Linked DNA regions of Homo sapiens: region 1 is linked to region 2. Evidence: read pairs that join two places in POLR2A ChIA-PET (ENCODE). Cell type or tissue: GM12878. All regions are shown on one strand.

Region 1 (2,500 bases), 940 kb before region 2:
CCACTGCACTCCAGCCTGGGTGATGGATCAAGACTCCATCTCAAAAAAAAAAAAAAAAAAAAAAAAAGGCCAAAAAACTCACTTAGGCCGGGGAAAAAAAGCAGTAGTAATCTGCTCCCTATCCTCTCATATAAATTTTTTTTTTTTTACACATGAGGTGTTGCTATGTTGCCCAGGCTGGTCTCAAACACTTAGGCTCAAGCAATCCTCCCACCTCAGCCTCCCAAAGTGCTAGGATTACAGGTGTTAGCCACCTCACCCAGCCTCATATAAATTTCTAATATAAATACCATGATATTCCTGATGTAAACTCATAAGAGGAAATCATAGCTATTGCATAACATGCAAGAAAGCATTTTCTCCTGAGAGCACATATCATACACAACTAAAGATGCACTCTCCATTAGACAGACAGGTGGTATATCACAAAGCTTGGATACACAAAAGCAAGAAACACTAGTTTTTAACTGGCATCAGGAAGTCCCAGGACAGGCCACCTCAGAATGCCCTCCTAATGCAAATCTCAAAAATCCCATTGCTGCAAGTACCCTCACACGTTTTCTAAAGCACCCAAGTTTGAAGAGATGAAGGTAATGAGATGGGAAGATAATTCATCTCTACAAGGACTTGTTCACCATTTTTACCTTCAATGCCTAGCACACCGTAAATTTAAAAATCATCCACAAAATTTTGAATACAAAAATCATCAAAAATAACTGCATAAATGCCCATAATCAGGCAACAACCAACTTCCATGACTGTTGATAAATAACCTAATTCCCATGTCTTCAGAGGCATCTTCCAACAAAAATAACTATAGACAGGCAACTCAATCAGCCAATTTCAGAAACACCAACCATTTTAGTACAGCCCGAGGTAGGAACACCAAGACTTCTAAGCCGTTAATCAATAATCACTATACCAAAAAAAAAAAAAAAAAAATGCAAAAAGACTACTGTGAAAAGTACAAAACACCCAAAGTAAATCCATACTATCACCTCCTAAAAGCAAAATCATGTATGTAAAGTACTTGAAGTAAAGACTTTGGCACCTAATTGGACTACATCATTGTTTGGCTATGCACCCTAATGGACACTCAAATCACTGCAGGCATATATGAAGCCAACACAATCTAAGCTGCTATTAAAACAGAGCCAAGTCATAAATTAGTACATCAACATCTAGAATAAGGCCCAAAGAACTACCTCTGCCTGTTGTAACAACAGTGGGCAGGGACGCACAGCAAAGGTACAAATGACTACATGATCCCAATCACCGAGCTACATTTAGTGGGCTCAGCCAAGGTATACAATCAAGCTTAATTTGATGTAAAAGCTGAAACTTCCATAATCCATAGTACAAAGGTAAAAAAGACCAAAACTTCTTATATGGAATCTTGGCAATCAAATGGTTATTATCTGAGATAAGTGTACAAAGATTGCTGAAAGGTGAGAGGAATGGGGAAGATGATGGTCAGGGGAGACAAAGCCTTAATTAGGAGGAAAAAGGGTTTTTTTTCTTTGAGATATAGTGCATAGCATGGTGAATGTAGTAAATACTCATCCCACTGTGCATTTCAAAATCACAAAGAGAATTTCCAATTTTCTTCCCACAAAAAAGTGTTTGTGGTGATGAATGTTAATTAACTTGATTTAATTATTCTGCATTGTATACATGAATCATAACATCACTTTGTACCCTATAAATAACAGCTATAATTTATCAATTTACAGTTAGGAATTTTTTTTTTTTTTTTTTTTTTTTTTTTTTTTTTGAGTATAAAGGGCTGGGTGCAGCAGTTCATGCCCATAATCCCAACACCTTGGGGACTGAAACAGGAAGATCACTTGAGGCCAGGACTTAGAGATCAGCCTGTGCAAAATAGCAAGACCCCGTCTCTACTAAAAATATAAAAATTAGCCAGGCGTGGTGGTGCATGCCTATAGTCCCAGCTATTCAGGAAGCCAAGGTAAGAAAATTGCTTGAGCACAGGAGAACTCAAGCCTAAGGGTGGGATTTTTATTAGGTTGGTGCAAAAGTAATTGTGGTTTTTGCAATTAAAAGTAATGGCAAAAACCACAATTACTTTTGCACCAACCTAATAAACTGGCAAAACAAGATACCTACAACGCGGGGGGAAAAAAGGAAACAATCTCATACAGGTTCTTATCAGTGTCCAAAAATAAAGAAAAAAAGGATAAAACATGAATGAAGAAAAGGCTCAGGCCAGGACTAGTTGTAGCACTATCCCAAGCTCCAAGAGTTAAGTCTTTACTCCCAGTTTTGAACCTAAACCTTCTAATGTGTAGCTGGCAATTCTAGTCATACTTGTATGCCTTAGTCTCCACCGTTAGCATTTCTAAAAAAAGATTAACAAGAAAGGGAAACACTCTACGGCTGAGCTGTCCAGTTCCACAGCCACACACAGTTACTGAGCATCTGAAACATGGCTAGGAAGGCAAAGGAGCTGGTTTTTTGTTGTTGTTCCACCCCACTCCCC
Region 2 (2,500 bases):
TTCATTCATCCTTGTTTAGAGAAAAAAAAATGTTGGATCTGTATTTTATAATGTTAGTAAGTCATTCTCATTGTGAAGTGGTTCCATTTGTTTCCTTTGTTCCAAATTTAGACACATTCCCCCCTTTGGAGAGAAGGAAATGTGTGTATTGTGGAATTCCAAAAATCTCTGCCTGAGAGATGTATGGGAGCCGAGGGAACTAGCAGAGAGAGGTGAGTTCAGATCGCAGGGGAGAGGACGAAGGGGCAGCTGGAGGAGAAAGAGAAAAAGCCTCCGAAGTCTTTCTTAATTTAGAACTAGTTTCAAATATCCTTTTGTTTACCTCTTGAATGGAGGCAATTTTTTCTCTCAGAATGTCTTTTAGAAGCTTCTAGGTGCTATTGGAAGTAAGTCGCTCATTCCATTTGTTTAGTTCTTTTTTTTGGAGACAGAGTCTCGTGCTGGAGTACAGTGGTGTGATCTTGGCTCACTGCAACCTCTGCCTCGCGGGTTCAAGCAATTCTCCTGCCTCAGCTTCCTAAGTAGCTGGGATTACAGGCGACTGCCACCACGCCCGGCTAATTTTTGTATTTTTAGTAGAGATGGGGTTTTGCCATGTTGGCCAGGCTGGCCTCAAACTCCTGACCTTAAGTGATCCGCCCGCCTCTGCCTCCCAAAGTGCTGGGATTACAGGCGTGAGCCACCACGCCCGGCCCCATTTGTCTGCTCCTAAAACCAGCTTTTTCCAGTTGTGCATGCAGATGAACTCATGTAGGCATTTCAAAGTCCTCCATTTTGGCCATTATAAGCTGGGTCATCACAAGTTATGCATGACCAGTTTTCTAAATATTTGCATGAAGAGGCGCGCCACAGTGTTAAACACAAATCCAGCCTATGTTTTCATGTGGATCTTGCCTTCAGGAGGAACACTCAGTTTTAGACCATTGAACCGAGCCTCAGAACCTGGCCAGTTTGAAAGATTACAGATTTGACACTGAAGCCACAAAGATTTCACTTTCTCTTTTCGGAGAGAAACTATTTTCTCCCTGATCAAAATTTGAAATGAGAAAAAAGGTTGCAAATTCTAATGAGTAAGACAAACAAAATCTTAACCTCGGAGAAAACTGAAAATTATGAATATGTGATCAGCAGAGTCTCTAGAGAATAACAGATGAAACTCCCACCTCTCAGTAGAGTTTTGACTCCAACCCCACCGAGTAAAGAATATGTGTAGCTTGAAGCAAGTCTGAATTCACAACCAAACCTGGGAGGAATTCGGCCCTGAGAGGGGCCTTATTAGAAATCCTTGCTGGCTTGGGCAAAGTAAAGTGAGTAAGTTGCTCATGCTGGTACCAAGGCTCTGGTTGCTGGGGAAGCGGTGGGATCGCTGGAGGCTCCCTTCAGGTTCCATCTGGGGTGCAAAATGTCGACTTTAAATAACAAGATTCAGGCCAGCACAATGGCTCACGCCTGTAATCCCAGCACTTTGGGAGGCCAGGGCAGGTGGATCACAAGGTCAGAAGTTCAAGACCAGCCTGGCCAAGATGATGAAACCCCGTTTCTACTAAAAGTACAAAAATTAGCTAGGTGAGGTGGCAGGAGCCTGTAATCCCAGCTACTCGGGAGGCTGAGGCAGGAGAATCGCTTGAACCTGGGAGGCAGAGGTTGCAGTGAGCCGAGATTGCGCCATTGTACTCCAACGTGGGCAACAGAGTGAGACTGTCTCAAAAAAACAAACAAACAACAACAACAACAACAAAAACAAGATTCAGAAAATATTATTAAGTATAGAGTCTAAAGCCTGAGGGTGGCCGCCTGGGAGCACAGACTCAAGTTGCCCTAAATGTACACTCTGATTAGCAGCAGTTAGAAGCTGGTTTTTAAGGAAAAAGAAAAGAGGCAATCCCTAAGTTGTTTACCAGAATTTTTTTTTTTTAGAGGAGGTTTTCACTCTATTGCCCAGGCTGAAGTGCAGTAGCATTACATCGGCTCACTGCAACCTTCACCTCCCAAGCTCAAGCAATCCTTCCACTTCAGCCTCCCCAGTAGCTGGGACTACAGGCGTACAACACCACGCCTGGCTAATTTGTGTATTTTTTGTAGAGATGGGTTTTGCCATATTGGCCACGCTGGTCTTGAACTCCTGGACTCAAGTGATCCACCTGCCTCGGCCTCCCAAAGTGCTGGGATTACAGGCATGAGCCACCATACCCAGCCCCTTTACCAGGAATTGACATTAAAATAATAGGAGTTATTGCAAGCTACTTGGGAGGCTGAGGTGGGAGGATCACTTGAGGATCACAGGAGTTTGAGGCCAGCCTGGGCAACATAGTGAGACCCTATCTCAGTAAAATAACATAAGCTATTGATTGGCTATACATTGTGCTTTGTATCACAAATTCCAGGAGCATGAAGATAATGGGTGAGGCAGCTAGTCAGTCAAAATGCCTTTATATGATTACCTCCAGGCAGGGGGTATGCAACTGAAGTCCACATCCATGTCTCTCCCGGCCTGATTCAT

The links. Peaks named below come from ENCODE experiments on the same cell type or tissue, not always from the same donor. Only the 100,000 strongest peaks of a DNase experiment are listed, where the experiment ranks them.
Region 1: POLR2A ChIA-PET joins it to region 2 with 5 read pairs; 1 of 35 experiments calls an interaction of 5 or more read pairs at or near these places.

The regions. Positions count from the first base shown.
Region 1 is chr11:68,505,689-68,508,188 of GRCh38, reverse strand. All of the region lies in intron 1 of PPP6R3 (protein phosphatase 6 regulatory subunit 3), which reads right to left. Among named protein-coding and RNA genes, the nearest start is that of PPP6R3, 46 kb to the right of the region's middle. In GM12878, no CTCF peak of the experiment used is centred here; no DNase peak of the experiment used is centred here; H3K4me3 peaks cover 334 bases; H3K27ac peaks cover 354 bases.
Region 2 is chr11:67,560,776-67,563,275 of GRCh38, reverse strand. No RefSeq gene overlaps it. Among named protein-coding and RNA genes, the nearest start is that of GSTP1, 22 kb to the left of the region's middle. RefSeq lists an enhancer at 1-292. In GM12878, no CTCF peak of the experiment used is centred here; a DNase peak (open chromatin) is centred at 965; H3K27ac peaks cover 517 bases.